2 separate regions of the Mus musculus genome follow, and region 1 is linked to region 2. The links are chromatin contacts, found by Hi-C or POLR2A ChIA-PET in ENCODE. All regions are on one chromosome and are shown on one strand. Each heading gives the region's core, a stretch centred on a gene start or an enhancer-like site at or near the end of the contact. The rest is flanking DNA. Distances are from core to core; before and after follow the strand shown. Region 1 overlaps Ptprn (protein tyrosine phosphatase, receptor type, N). Region 2 holds the start of Zfand2b (zinc finger, AN1 type domain 2B).

Evidence for each region. Hi-C counts contacts between places; a loop is a spot of excess contacts on that map. ChIA-PET counts read pairs that join two places held with the same protein, here RNA polymerase II (POLR2A).
Region 1: a map of T-helper 2 cell shows a loop between it and region 2 (2.2-fold over the local background). The contact joins the enhancer-like site here to the promoter of Zfand2b in region 2. A Hi-C loop is called at or near these places in 1 of 37 maps with a recorded cell type or tissue (T-helper 2 cell). POLR2A ChIA-PET finds 5 or more read pairs at or near these places in 3 of 5 experiments (Patski and embryonic stem cell).

Annotation. Positions count from the first base shown.
Region 1 is chr1:75,249,832-75,257,137 of GRCm38, reverse strand. It overlaps Ptprn (protein tyrosine phosphatase, receptor type, N), which reads left to right. Exons shown (of 23, transcript NM_008985.3): 8 at 258-295; 9 at 1,237-1,511; 10 at 1,927-2,013; 11 at 2,280-2,359; 12 at 2,489-2,553; 13 at 2,997-3,215; 14 at 3,678-3,878; 15 at 3,979-4,126; 16 at 4,294-4,367; 17 at 4,593-4,670; 18 at 4,763-4,882; 19 at 5,221-5,387. Among named protein-coding and RNA genes, the nearest start is that of Ptprn, 11 kb to the left of the region's middle. Within about 2 kb of position 5,368, at least 2 of the 3 ENCODE cell types and tissues checked have a DNase peak (open chromatin) inside an H3K27ac peak, as active enhancers do.
Region 2 is chr1:75,164,596-75,171,328 of GRCm38, reverse strand. Zfand2b (zinc finger, AN1 type domain 2B) reads right to left here and starts at 2,683. Exons shown (of 10, transcript NM_001159905.1): 1 at 2,622-2,683; 2 at 2,423-2,498; 3 at 2,050-2,144; 4 at 1,698-1,829; 5 at 1,413-1,564; 6 at 870-962; 7 at 730-790; 8 at 576-643; 9 at 281-353; 10 at 1-93. The coding sequence starts at 2,477. The coding sequence ends at 49.

The sequences.
Region 1 (7,306 bases), core at 4,119-6,618, 83 kb before region 2:
TACAGGCATGGTCCAGCAGCCTGGCTGGAAAGAGAGTTCTTTTGAGGACAGGGAGCAAGAGGGTAAGCAGGGGAGGTGAAGCATTAGACCAGGAAAGGGACTAGAGAGTGGGAAGCTCATGGAGGCGGTGGGTGAGTGGGAGCCTGGGCAGAGGGGGTGGCATCTGGGTTGTTAATAGGACAGAGGTCACACAGATAGAACAGGTTCAAGAGTGCTGGTCCTTTTGGCCTTGACTATTGCTTTTTGTGTTTCTACAGAAGGGGCTGTAAATGTTGGAGGAGCCGATGTCAAGAAAGTGAGTTCCTAGCACCTAGCTGCCACACACACATATACACACATACACACACATACATACACATACACACACACATACACACACACATACATACACATACACACATACATACACACACACACATACACATACATACACACACATACATACACACATACATACACATACACACATACATACACACAAATACATACACACACACACACACACACATACACACACATACAAACACATACACACATACACACACATACACACACATACATACACATACACACATACATACACACACATACATATACACACATACATACACATACACACACACACACACACACACACACACACACACCTTTGCTTTGAGATCATGGCTCGGAATCTATCCTCTGGTCCCTCACTTTAAGGCCTAGAGACTTCAAATAATCACCTGCGGCCTCACTTAAAGTCAACAGCACTAGAAGCCAGAATCTTTAATCCGCTCCTCTTTTGACCACAATCCATTCAGAGTCCCATGTTTCCTACAGTGGGGTCTTTGGTGGAGGTTCCATCCTGCTGTAGCTAGATAAGCTTTGTCTCTGTGTTTTAGGTGTAGGCTTCTAACTATTGCCACAGAACAAAAGCCTAAAAACCGCTGCCTTTCTGTTTATCTTTCCCAATTATTGGGCTCAGCTCCCCATCACCACCCCACCCCACAGAATGGAAGCCCCATTCTGTGGTTTACAGACCATATTTCACTCACTAAACCTTATACTCCCACATTCATACATTCGATTCACACTCCATGGATGCGCTCTCTGTTAGCCATTGTGTGGGCTTTGGGGGTTAAAAAGTTAAACCGTTCCTAAACTCCACTGTAAAGAGTTTAGAGCCCAAAGTGTGACCGCCCCTCCTCCCCAGCCCTTCCACTCTAGAAGTCACGCCTGCATCCTGTCTTATAACAGACAATACAACAGATGCAGAGAGGAGACCCAGCAGAAGCTCTGCCCCCCACACCCTCGCTTCCTGGGTACCTCACTGCCAGCCCTGCCTCCAGCGAAGTTCAGCAGGTGCTGAGCCCTGGTTTCCCTGAACCTCCCCACACACCCAGCCCTCTGGGCTCCTCCTCAGTCCTTCTGGAGAAGAAAAGTCCCTTGGGCCAGAGCCAGCCCACAGTGGTGGGACGGCCATCAGCTCGACCATCGGCCGAGGAGTATGGCTATATCGTCACTGACCAGAAGTGAGTGCTGCATCCTGGGGAAGCCCTCCAGTCCCTATGGGATTGGGTTAGCCTGTCTGGCAAGAAGCAAAGAGCAAGAATCCAGTGCTATTTAAAAAAAAAAAAAAAAGGTTGGGAGGAGTGGGGCTGGAGAGATGGCTCAGCGGTTAAGGGCACTGACTGCTCTTCCGAAGGTCCTGAGTTCAAATCTCAGCAACCACATGGTGACTCACAACCCTCCGTAATAAGATCTGATGCCCTCTCCTGGTGTGTCTAAAGACAGCTACAATGTACTTAGATAGAATAATAAATAAATCTTTAAAAAAAAAAAAAGAGGTAGAGGGGGGAGGGGTAGTTCTACACGTCTTGAGGTGGCCTGTCTCAAAAGAGTGCCTGAGAGTCACCACTTCCCTCTCTGCCTGCTCCCCTCCTGCAGACCCCTGAGCCTGGTGGCTGGAGTGAGGCTGCTGGAGATTCTGGCTGAGCACGTGCATATGTCCTCCGGTAGCTTTATCAACATCAGGTGGGGTTGCCATTGTGGTGGGACAGCGTGGGGTGGGGGTGGGGGCGTCTAGCCTGAGTGAGGTGGGAAGACAGCTCTGGGGTCAGAGACCCCCCCCCCAACTTGTCAAAGCAGGGGAGCCACACGTAGGCCTGCTGCTAGCCTCATCCTGAATCTGCCTGTCATTAGACACACTCGTGGGAATCCCTGATCTGCCTTGCCGGCCTCTTTATTTAGAATCTGGAGTCTCCGGTGGGTAAGGGAGTAACATATTTCCTATTTGGCAGTGTGGTGGGACCAGCTGTCACCTTCCGAATCCGGCACAATGAGCAGAACCTGTCTTTGGCAGATGTGACCCAGCAAGCTGGTAAATAGCACCCTGTCTTCGAATCCAGGCTCCGCATGACCCCAGCCTTGATTCCTGTGCTGATCCTTCCCTAAACTATTTCCAGCCCACATAGGGCTGAAAAGAGCCTGGCTTGCACCCTTCCTGCAGGGCTGGTGAAGTCTGAACTGGAAGCGCAGACAGGGCTCCAGATTTTGCAGACAGGGGTGGGACAGGTAAGCACTAACTGTAGAATCTGTCAAAGCCCTCGTAGGTCTGACTCTGCACACAAGAGAGGAGGCAAGAACAGGAACTTAAAGGGTTGAAAGTTCACTAGGCTCACCAGCCTTCTTTCCCCATGCAGCCCGTCTCTGTGTAGTTCTCATTTTGACCAACAGATGGCGCAGTGGCGCTTTCCTGAAGGACCATTCTTAAAGCTATATCATCCTTTTCATGACATCTTTTTTTCTGTTTCTATGGAAATCCTTCTGGTGGGATCACCCAAAGTCTCTAGCTCTTGAATTGGTCCATTGTGGATTTGGAAGGAAGCTGTATGCCCTTCTGCCTGTTACCTTCATACCCCTGCCTGTCACAGCTTTGTCCCTAGAGGTGGCCTAAGTAGGAGTCAAGGCCCAGTCTCCCCGCAACCATCCCTCTGATTCTGGTTTTGTTCCCACAGAGGGAGGAAGCAGCTGAAGTCCTTCCCCGACAAGCCCATGGCATATCTCCCATGCGCTCAGTGCTGCTTACTCTAGTGGCCCTGGCAGGCGTCGCTGGGCTGCTAGTGGCTTTGGCAGTGGCCTTGTGTATGCGCCATCATTCGAGACAGCGGGATAAGGAGCGCCTGGCAGCGCTGGGGCCGGAGGGGGCCCATGGTGACACTACTTTTGAGTACCAGGTGTGAAACTATAGAAGCTCATGGAGGGAAGGACCTACAAGGGGCTCGAGTGACCCAGTCTTGTGTGGAGTAAGGATGTGGGCAGAATGAGAGGTCCTGTCTGGGTAAAGGATGGAAAGGTCCTGGAAGGGGTGTTGGGACATACTTTTTAGATGAATATGGGCTGGGAATAGTTGGCTCTGGAGATGCCTCCCAGGAATATGATTCTGGGATTCTACTTTGTGGTATCTGAGGTTGTCATATGCACCAAGGCAGAAAAGAATGAGGGCGAAAGACAGATCTTACTCATCCCGTTGATCAGAGACAAAGCCTAAGGCATTGTTTGTTTGGAGAGCTGGGAACTGAACTCCGCACATTGGGCAAGCGCTAAGCCTGCAGGACCACTAAGCTCCAGCCTGTGGCTTAGAAACCTTGTAGAGGGATTCTAAGGACCCCCACCCTCACCCAATCCTTCCTCTGCAGGACCTGTGTCGCCAGCACATGGCCACAAAGTCCCTGTTTAACCGGGCGGAGGGTCAGCCAGAGCCTTCTAGGGTGAGCAGTGTGTCCTCCCAGTTCAGCGACGCGGCCCAGGCCAGCCCCAGTTCCCACAGCAGCACACCATCTTGGTGCGAGGAGCCCGCCCAGGCCAACATGGACATCTCCACAGGACACATGATTCTGGTCAGGAAAGGGCCCAGGCCTAAAGTGGGGAGGGAACAGCATAGCAGGAGAGGCAGGACGGGCAGTGTGGCCCAGAGCCGGGCTGTGGTGCCCCCTACAGGCATACATGGAGGATCACCTTCGGAACCGGGACCGGTTGGCCAAGGAGTGGCAGGCTCTGTGCGCCTACCAAGCAGAGCCAAACACCTGTGCCGCCGCACAGGATGAGAGCAACATCAAGAAGAACCGCCATCCTGACTTCCTACCCTGTAAGCGAGTCGTGGGCCAACTTGGCCCCACACTCTGCTAGGAGCAGTTCGAGGCTGGGGGTGGGAGGTGGAGGGTGGGGAGTAGGGGATGGGGAGGAGTGGGGCTCCTGGTTCGGGCTGGGTGGCAGAGTCCTGGGGCCAGAAGGTCATTTGTGAGTTCTGTGCAGATGACCATGCCCGAATCAAGCTGAAAGTGGAGAGCAGCCCTTCTCGGAGTGATTACATCAACGCCAGCCCCATCGTGAGCAGCTCCGATTCCCACACTGATTCTGCCCATCAGCACTGCTCCTCTTTATTCCATCCCCCGTAGTCATCTCTTACTCCAGCCAAGCCCTGAAACTGTAGAGCCCATGTCCTCGAACTTAGGCATCTCAGCCTCCCCCACACCCTGGCCCACTCTTGACCAAGCCTCACTCCAAGCTGGCCCTTCTCATTCTGGCTCATGACATATCCTCTCTGCCCTTAGATCGAGCATGACCCTCGGATGCCGGCCTACATAGCCACACAGGGACCACTGTCCCACACCATCGCGGACTTCTGGCAGGTGCACGCTTGGAGAGGGGTTTTCCTGAGGCCCCTGAAGCCTGCCAGAGCCAGGGAACGTAGAGGGCCGCTTACCTGGATCTCTGTCCTTAGATGGTGTGGGAGAGTGGCTGCACTGTCATCGTTATGCTGACCCCGTTGGTGGAGGACGGTGTCAAACAGTGTGACCGCTACTGGCCGGATGAAGGATCTTCCCTCTACCACGTCTATGAGGTCAGAGTACCCAACAGTAAGGGGTAAATGGTGACATTTTAAAATATGAATGTGTATATGTATAGGTTCATGCATGCATACACACACATCATACATACATACATACATACATACATACATACATGAAAGCTTGTATATTCTGTCTAGCACCAAAAAGCATTTGTAGGGACTCTGAGCCATGCGTATGTAAGACAGGGAAAATAAATATCCAAAGACTGAAATTACCGCCTTTAACCTCCCGAAATATTTAACATTTGCACTGCTTGGGGAGCAGGAGGGTGAGGACTGGAGCGGAGCGCGTGCGCACCTGTGCTCAGACCGTGCCCGATATCTGACAGGTGAACCTGGTGTCGGAGCACATCTGGTGCGAGGACTTCCTGGTGCGGAGCTTCTACCTTAAGAACCTGCAGACCCAGGAGACGCGCACGCTCACTCAGTTCCACTTCCTCAGCTGGCCGGCAGAGGGCACTCCGGCCTCCACCCGGCCGCTGCTGGACTTCCGCAGGTGAGCAAGCTGCCAGCTGCCACCCATGAGCTCTTACTGGGGGACAAGGTCTGGCCTGGAGCCTCGCCCTTGATCTCTGTCCCTACCACCAGCCTCCCATCCCCAAACCAGTACTGACAGTTTGGCCGTCCTACCCTACCCTGGTGCCCTTTCTCACACCCGCATTCTCACTCCGCCATTTCACCATCTGGCTCCTTAGCTGGCCTGGAGCCAATGTGTGTGTGTGTGTGTGTGTGTGTGTGTGTGTGTGTGTGTGTGTGTGTGTGTGTCCCTGGAGGCGGGGGTTCCCCTCTCCTCTCCTGCAGGGGCTCCTCTCCTGCAGGGGCCCTGCTTTGCCTCCTGCCTTGCCCTTCTGGGCCTCAGCTCTGTGCTGGCTTGCTCTTTCACTCTCTCCTGTCCAGCTTCTAGCTTCCATCCTCATCTTTCTTACTGTCTTTCTGCCTCTATTTCTTATTTCTCTTTTTCTTTTTTTTTTTTTCTTTCCTTTTTCTTTCTTTCTCTCTTTTTTCTTTTTTTCTTTTTTTTTTTTTTTTTTTTTTTTTTGGTTTTACAAGACAGGGTTTCTCTATATAGTCCTGATAGCCCTGGCTGTCCAGGAACTCACTCTGTAGACCAGTCTGTCTAGGAACTCAGAAATCCACCTGCCTCTGCCTCCCAAGTGCTCTTTCTTCCCCTTCCTTTCCCTCTTCTCTGCATCTCCATCACTCTCCCCGCCCCCCCTTTCTGTCTTCATTTCTCCCTCTGCACCTCTCCCTTCTGTCTCTCCCTCTCCCCCTCAGTCTCATGGCTGCCAGCATCATTTATTTATTTTTGTGATCTCTGCTGATAGTCTCACTTCAGTTGAACAGCCACCTAAGTGGTCATTGGCAGGTGTGGCAACCCCATGGATGGAACAGGCAGGCGGGCTGGTCAAGAAGGGACTAGCCTGAGGGCTGCTCCGAGAACTGGGGCAGGAATGTAGAAAGAGACCAAGATTACCCTGCAGGGAGTTTGGAGGGGGAGGGGGAGGGTGCTGAAGCAAACACTAGCAGAGGGAGTAGCCTGCTGTAACACAACACCCAGCATCCCTTGCCATTCACACACAGGTGGCAGGGAAGCCTCTATACTGAAACCATCTGTTCCTCTGACTTGTGCCAAGTTGGCCTGGATCTCCAGTGCCAGGCAGAGGGGCAAGAGTTGAGGTGGGGACCTTGGTAGTTTCTGAACTCCAGGATGACTGATTTCTGACTATCGTGCAACCTGAGGCACATTTTGAAAGTGATGTCAGAGTATTAAATTATTTCCATGTTTCCACCCACATTTAAAAATGTCAGCAGAGATGGCACGCACCTGTAACTCCAGCTGTGCAGGAGGCTGAGGCAGGAGATCTGCAAGTTCAAGGCCAATCTGAACAGCTTAGTTAGGCCCTGTCCAATAAATAGTGAAAAGGGGCTGGGGACGTAACTCAGTGGTTGAAAACTTTCACAAGACCCTGGGTTCAGTCCTTACTACTGAATAATAAGTAATAATGTTAATATTTTTAAAGTAAAAGTTTTAAAGATTTGAGTACACTGTCGTTCTCTTCAGACACATCAGAAGAGGGTATCAGACCCCATTACAGATGGTTGTGAGCCACCATGTGGTTGCTGGGAGTTGAACTCAAAGACCTCTGGAAGAGCAGTCAGTGCTCTTAACCGCTGAGTCATTTCTTCAGCCCCTCTTCATATGTGGTGTGTGTGTGTGTGTGTGTGTGTGTGTGTGTGTGAAATTCTCCCCTCCCTTTTATTGAAACTGGATTATTTTATAATTTATCTTGACTACAGTTTCCCCTGCCTTTACTCCTCTCAATTCTTCCCCACTTAAGTAAACATTTTGGTGATAATATGGATGAAGCCTTGGCTTGACCCCAAATCTATAAAAAAGGAAAAGTACTAGCAAAG
Region 2 (6,733 bases), core at 1,434-3,933:
GTGAGGGTCACAGTCCTTGGGTGAGCCTCTCTCCCCAAGCCCAGGGCCCTAGCACAGGCTGCAGTTGGACGGCTTCAAGCTACGACTCTGCGCCTGGAGCAAGGAGAGGAGAAGGAGGAGATGGTGTGATGTCAAAGACCAGAGGGGACAGGCTTCCTTTCAGGGCTCAGGGTGAGCTGGAGTCACTGGAAGGAAGCAAAGGGACGATCCCCACCCCACAGCAATACTACCCACAGCTGGGCAGGACCAACACAGGACCCAGCCCACACAGTCCTCTTACCTGCTGCTGTTGGTATTCTGCCTCACTGGCTGACAGTGCCTGTGCTAACGCCAAGTCGTCTTCCTCCTGAGAACTGGAAAGGAAGAGCTTATCATGGTACTGAGTACTTTAGAGTGTGACCTCCATCTTTACTTTCTATAGTCAACATGGTATTTATCAGAATTACTGCCATTGGTATGGCCTTTGGGGATATATGGTTCATCTAATTTTGAAATCAAATTTTTAGCTATTGTGGGTTGGTGTGGTCCCACCTTCATCCTTCCAAACAGATCTTGTTCTCATTCAGAGTAGGTACCTTAGAACCTGGGGTTTAGCCTCCGCAAGGGACAGTTCCAGGGCACGCTGCAGGGCCTCATCCTCACTCTGCAAAAGGAGACAGAAAGACCAGTCTCCCTGGACTTTAGTCTGTGTAGAATTACTTCAGTCTATCCAACCTTTCCCCAACTCACCAAGCCATTCTGCAAAGCAATAACAGGAGAGGCTGTCCTGGTTGGAAGCTGGGGTGTAGCTCTATGGAAGACATTAAAACAGGCTGTGGTCAGAAGTGTGAAGGGGTTAAAATGGGGAGAGGAGAAATGGGTAGGCCTACCTGCTTGGGGAGGATGATGAAGGCAAGGTCCGGCTTGGACTGGGGGCGGTGCTTGTAGAAGCCAGACCTTGTGCTCTAGAAATAGCAGCAAGCCTGAAGGGAAGAAAAGAAAACCATTCTAATAAATCTTCCAGCACAGGCTTTGGGTGTCAGGAGGGTAGTCAGTAATTTCAGCTACCTGGAAAGTTCAGACTGAAAAACTGAAAATTGTACAGGGCACAGTGAGTTCAATGACAGCCGGGGCAACTTTGTGGACTCTTGTCTCCAAGGAATAAAGGGAGCTGGAAGTAATGTATGCTGTAATTTCAGCACTGGAGGGTCTGAGGCAGGAGGACTGCCACAAGTTTGAAGCCAGCCTGGGCTAAGAAGTGAAACCTCTCAAAACAACAAAAGGGCCAAGGCAGTACCTCAGGGGCAGAGTGCTTGCTTGCCTAGTTTCAGTCCACAGCACTGCAAGCAAAATGGAGCAAAAAGCATAAAGACTGCCTTGGTCAAGGAAGACATGGCTGAAGCAAAGCAAGTTGGCTATTTGGTGGTAATTACCCTGCCCTGCTGGTCTGATGACCTTCCCCAGAGCATTCATGGTCCAGGGGATGACGGTGCTTGATGCAGAAGTTTCGGCCACAGCGATCACAAGTCAGTTTCATCATCTCCCGCTGCCGGCAGCCAGAACGTTCACACTTATTGGTGAAGATCTGAGATGAAACAGGGTTTGTTATTTAGGAAACTCATCTTCTCCTCTGGCCCCCATGGAGCTAGCCTTTTGGGTTTGCAGATGTCCGTATACTACGCTGGGTTGTCTCACTAACCCCTCCATTATTTATTTACCTTGCGTTTTTGCTGTGCTGGGTCAGAACGACAGTCTCTGTCAATGTGCTCTCCCACAGCACGGTCAGGAGGCTCTCCTCTGGCCACCGGCACAGGCACATTACAGAGAGGGCACACAGGTACCTGGATATCCTATAGTCAAGGGTCAGGAGTCAGTATGAGAGCCAAGCAATCTCTTAAAGAACCCGGATATACCACTCACAAATACACAAAAAACAAAGTTACCCAGTGCTGGGCTTAGAAACACAATAACTAAGAGGGGAAAACATAAAATAGACAGATCCTGAAAGCATCTGCACCCGCTCTCCTCTCCATACACCAACCCCTGCCACCCTCACGATCGCCCCCTCACCTTTTGGTAAGCTGATCCACAGTGATGCTGGGCGTAGGCCACATGGTCTGCGCAGAAGATGCCCGAGCAGGCATCGCACTTGAGTGGCAAAAAATCTACAGAGAATGGGTCAGATTGCGGGTTCAAAGGAAACTTAGATGTCCTTTCCTCTTGCGCAAAGCTGCTACTCAGGTAGGAAAAACTCTGCCCTATTTGCAACACACTGTACCTCTTTCACAGTACACGATCAATTTGGCCACGCCCCTAGTCTCCGCCCACAACTTCGAGCCCCGCCCTCCTGGCCTTTCCAGCTCCAGTGCTCACCCTCCTGGCCCTACCTGCAGTCCCCAGCCCCAGCCGTCCGGCCCCGCCTCCCGCGTGCTCCGCCCCTCACCCAAGCGCTGACAGCTCGGCTCGGAACAGTGAGCCCCGAGGTCCGGAAACTCCATCGCCTGGCCGTGCGGGGCCTGCTGCGGGGAAGAAACGAGAGCTGAGCGTGCCAAGGACTCCCGCTCCGGGCCCCGTCCGCAACACAGCAACTCCGGGGGGCTCCCCGCCCCGCCCCTTCCTCTCCCCCGCCCAGCACAGGTTACCGAAGCCTGAGCGTCCGCCGGCCCGCAGCCCCTACTCCTCCTCCCGAGGGCTCGCGCGCTCTGACGTCATCACGTTGGGCGGGTCCATCCCGGGCAACAGTAGATTGCAGGCGGAGAGTCCCAGAAGAGTTGAGCCACGCCCGGGAGCGGGTGTAAAGCTTAGAAGAGTTTTTTCAGAACCAACCAGTGAAGGCAAAGATGGACGTGTCGGTGGACAAGGGTGGTTTGGAAGCAGTTCGGCCTTTAGCCTGCTCACTTCGTCACTACCTTACTTTTCTCTAGCCATTTCTCCAGACCGAGGCTACCTCTTTTCTGTGAGGAGTTACAGTGTTTCTCAGTGGTGCAGATTCCTCTCCAGGTTTTAGTGTTGATGTTCACCCTCTAAGACATCCCTAGCCCTTGTCGGTATGATCTGAGCACACCTGCTCTGTCTTCTCCTCCCCTCCATCCCAGTTTACACGTCACCTCATTGAAATCAGCTGTTCACCAACCTGGCACAGTGTCTCAAGCCTTTACTCCCAACACTCAGAAAGCAGATGCAGGTGAATCTTTGTGAGTTCGACATCAGCATGGTCTACATATCGAATTCTAGGACAGCCAAGACTACATAGAGACACCCAGGCTCGGGGGTGAGGGAGGGAGGGAGAGAGAGAGAGAGAGAGGCATCGGCCACACAAAGGGGACTACCTGGTGAAAAGAGACATCCATAGTGAAAGGAGAGAAGACGAAAAACCCAAGAGAACTGCACACCCTTCCCTTCAATGATAAAATTAAAATATATCAAAGAGTCAAGGATCAGCTCTACCTGTTTCATACTGGGCCCTGCCTGGCACATAATACCTAAAGTACAACAGTCTCAGGTGAAACTCACTACATAGCTATTTTAAACAGATGCCTGGGTCCTAGGACTTCTGACTCAGAGGGGAGCTCCAGAAGGAATGGTAACACATTTCTAGTATGTCTCAACTTGAAAAACACTAGCCTAGCACATTCTCAGGGGTTCTGGAATGTTTTTTGAAGAGTGGCAGTCATTAAACTGGTGTACACCTTTAGGAACCACAGACTGAGACCTTCCTGGCTCAGCACATTTTGCTTCTCACACAGCTTCTCCTACTTGGAATTGGTAGTCACTCTACCTTCCCGTAGGTCTAGACGTGGAAACAAGTAATCAGGTGAAGTAAACAAACAAACAAACAAAAAACCAGTTTCTGCCTCTCAACTTTCCCCTCCTCTTCCTTTGATTTTCACTCTAAGACCGGTAGAAATTAAGACAGTCTTTCCTGGCTACCTCAGGCAGAAGCCCTGTTCTCAGCTCTAACTGTACCCAAACACCTTGACTTGGGTCATCTGCCGACTTACATGCCTGCCACACTCATGTGCTTGTTGGTTGTGTTATATCAGCAAACTCTGGGTTCGACTGAGAGGCCTAGTCTCAATGAATAAAGAGGAAGAGCAACCTCAACCTGCCAGATTGATTCCCAGCATCAGCCACAAGCCTCAGGGTACACACAAATGCATGTCCACACCTCCCCACACATGTGACCACACACATGCAAATACACACAAATACATGTCCACACCTCCCCACACATGTGACCACACACATGCAAATACACACAAATACATGTCCACACCTCCCCACACATGTGACCACACACATGCAAATACACACAAATACATGTCCACACCTCCCCACACATGTGACCACACACATGCAAATACACACAAATACATGTCCACACCTCCCCACATGTGTGACCACACACATGCAAATACACACAAATACATGTCCACACCTCCCCACATGTGTGACCACACACATGCAAATACACACAAATACATGTCCACACCTCCCCACACATTTGACCACATACATGCGAACATGATTATGTACAAACACTTAGGAAATTGGGAAAAAGAATAATAAAAGTCTAAACCTATTTTACGTGGTTTAGTTTAATTTTGTGTAAATAGTATATCTCATTGGAAAAAATTATATTTCTCTGGCCCTCTGTTAAATCCTCAGCCTTCTAATAAAAAGTCAAAAGCAGAAGCCAGGTTGAAGTAGACATTTCTGGCTTCTTTGGAGACTCAGTTGTGTCGTGTGATGTTTTTCCGGAAGCTGTCTTATGAGAGGATGTTTTGCTGAGAACAGACACATGGTATTTTTCTGGAAACTGCCTGGAAAAAGGGCATGTGATGTTTTGCTGGAGTGGATACTTGAGAGGACTTGTGGATATTTGGAAAGAGTAGAAGTATAATCCACCGGTCTCTGACATTGGTTAGCCTTGTCACTCTTTACTGGTCTTCCTTTGACTTTGCTGATGCAGATCTTCACTAACAGTGCTGTGGCATTGGTTAATCTTGCCTTCTTTGCTGATCATTGCTTGTTGTGACTTCGAGACATCATAGAGAGAAACGCACCAGATAACTTCTCGTTCTCATAATATTCTGGCTTGCCACTTCTTTGGACTTGGATCAATTTGCAGAGCCTCAGGGTTTCTTCTGGATTGAACTGCTGTTGCTGATTTGTGAATGGTGTTTGTGAGTGGATCAAGGTACCACTGCTGATTCATGTGAATTGAACTGCTGATATGCTGACAATAAAGACTGGAATCCTCCCAAAGAGGCCCACATCTCCCTTTGTCCTATAAATCTTTCCTTTCCACTACCTCTGGTGGCTAGAAGAGAGGTTAAAGTGTTTAAGACCCCTTATTAAAGTAGATTTTGAAAATTCTAAGCCTACAGCAAGTAATGGTGACACATGCTGTTACTTGTCACACTCAGAAAGCAGAGGTAGTTGTATCACTGAGTTCAAGGCCAGCCTGGTCTACAGAGCAAGCTCCAGAACAGTCAGGGCTACACAGAGAAACCCTGTCTCAAACAAAACAAAGTCAAATAAAAATTTTTGCATGGGGGCTGGTGAGATGGCTCAGTGGTTAAGAGCACTGTCTGCTCTTCGGAAGGTCCTGAGTTCAAATCCCAGCAACCACATGGTGGCTCACAACCGTCCGTAACGAGATATGACTCCCTCTTCTGGTGTGCCTGAAGACAGCTACAGTGTACTTACATTTAATAAATAAATAAATCTTAAAAAAAAATTTTTTTTTGCATGGCTTAAAGTCCAAGTACCACAGAACCTGGCGGCACAGGTGAGTAGTCTCAGCTGCTTGGAAAGGCTGAGGCAGGAGAATAACAAGTCCAAGGCTAGCTAGGGCTACTCAGGGAGGCCTTGGCTCAAAATGTCAAGGGAGGCTGGTGAAATGGACAAGGAGTGCTTGCCTAGTATGTACAAGAATCAAGTTTCAGTTCTCAGAACCACAAGAAGAAAACTCTAAACACCGTACAGTCTGATGGGTGAAATATCTGTGCTTAAATCCTCAGACTTCAATTAATTTTAGCTAATAGAGTAAAAAATAGATAACAAGAGCCAGTGAGTTGGCTCAGCTGGTAAAGGCACTTGCTGCCGAGCCTTCAGAACCCACATATTGGGGGGAGGGAACAAAGTTCTGTTCTGACCTTTAAATGTGTGTTGTGGCATGTGTGCAAACACCACACACACACACACACACACACACACACACACTTTAAAACTTTAATTAAAAGAAGAAGAAGAAGAAGAAGCCAGGCAATGGTGGCGCATGCCTTTAATCCCAGCACTCAGGAGGCAGAGGCAGGCAGATTTCTGAGTTCAAGGCCAGCCTGGTCTACAGAGTGAGTTCCAGGACAGCCAGGGTTACATAGAGAAACTCTGTCTCAAAACAAAACAAAACAAAACAAAACAACAAATAGAACAAAACAAAAAACCCCAAACAAACAAAAAGACATAAAGCAAAGCGTAGTTGTACACACCTTGAGTCCCAGCATTCCAGACAGAGGCAGAGGGAGACAGATTTCTGTGAGTTCCAGGCCAGCCTGGTCTACAAAAGCAAGTTCCAGAACAACCAAGGCTGTTACACAGAAAACCCCTGTCTGGGAAGAAAAGACAAACAACAACAAACCCTGAAGAGGAGATGTAGTGGGTAGGAATCAATTTAAGCTGCTACAACATACTCCCACAGTAGCATAAAGAAGAAAAAAGGTAGGGACTGGAGAGATGTTTCAGTGGTTAA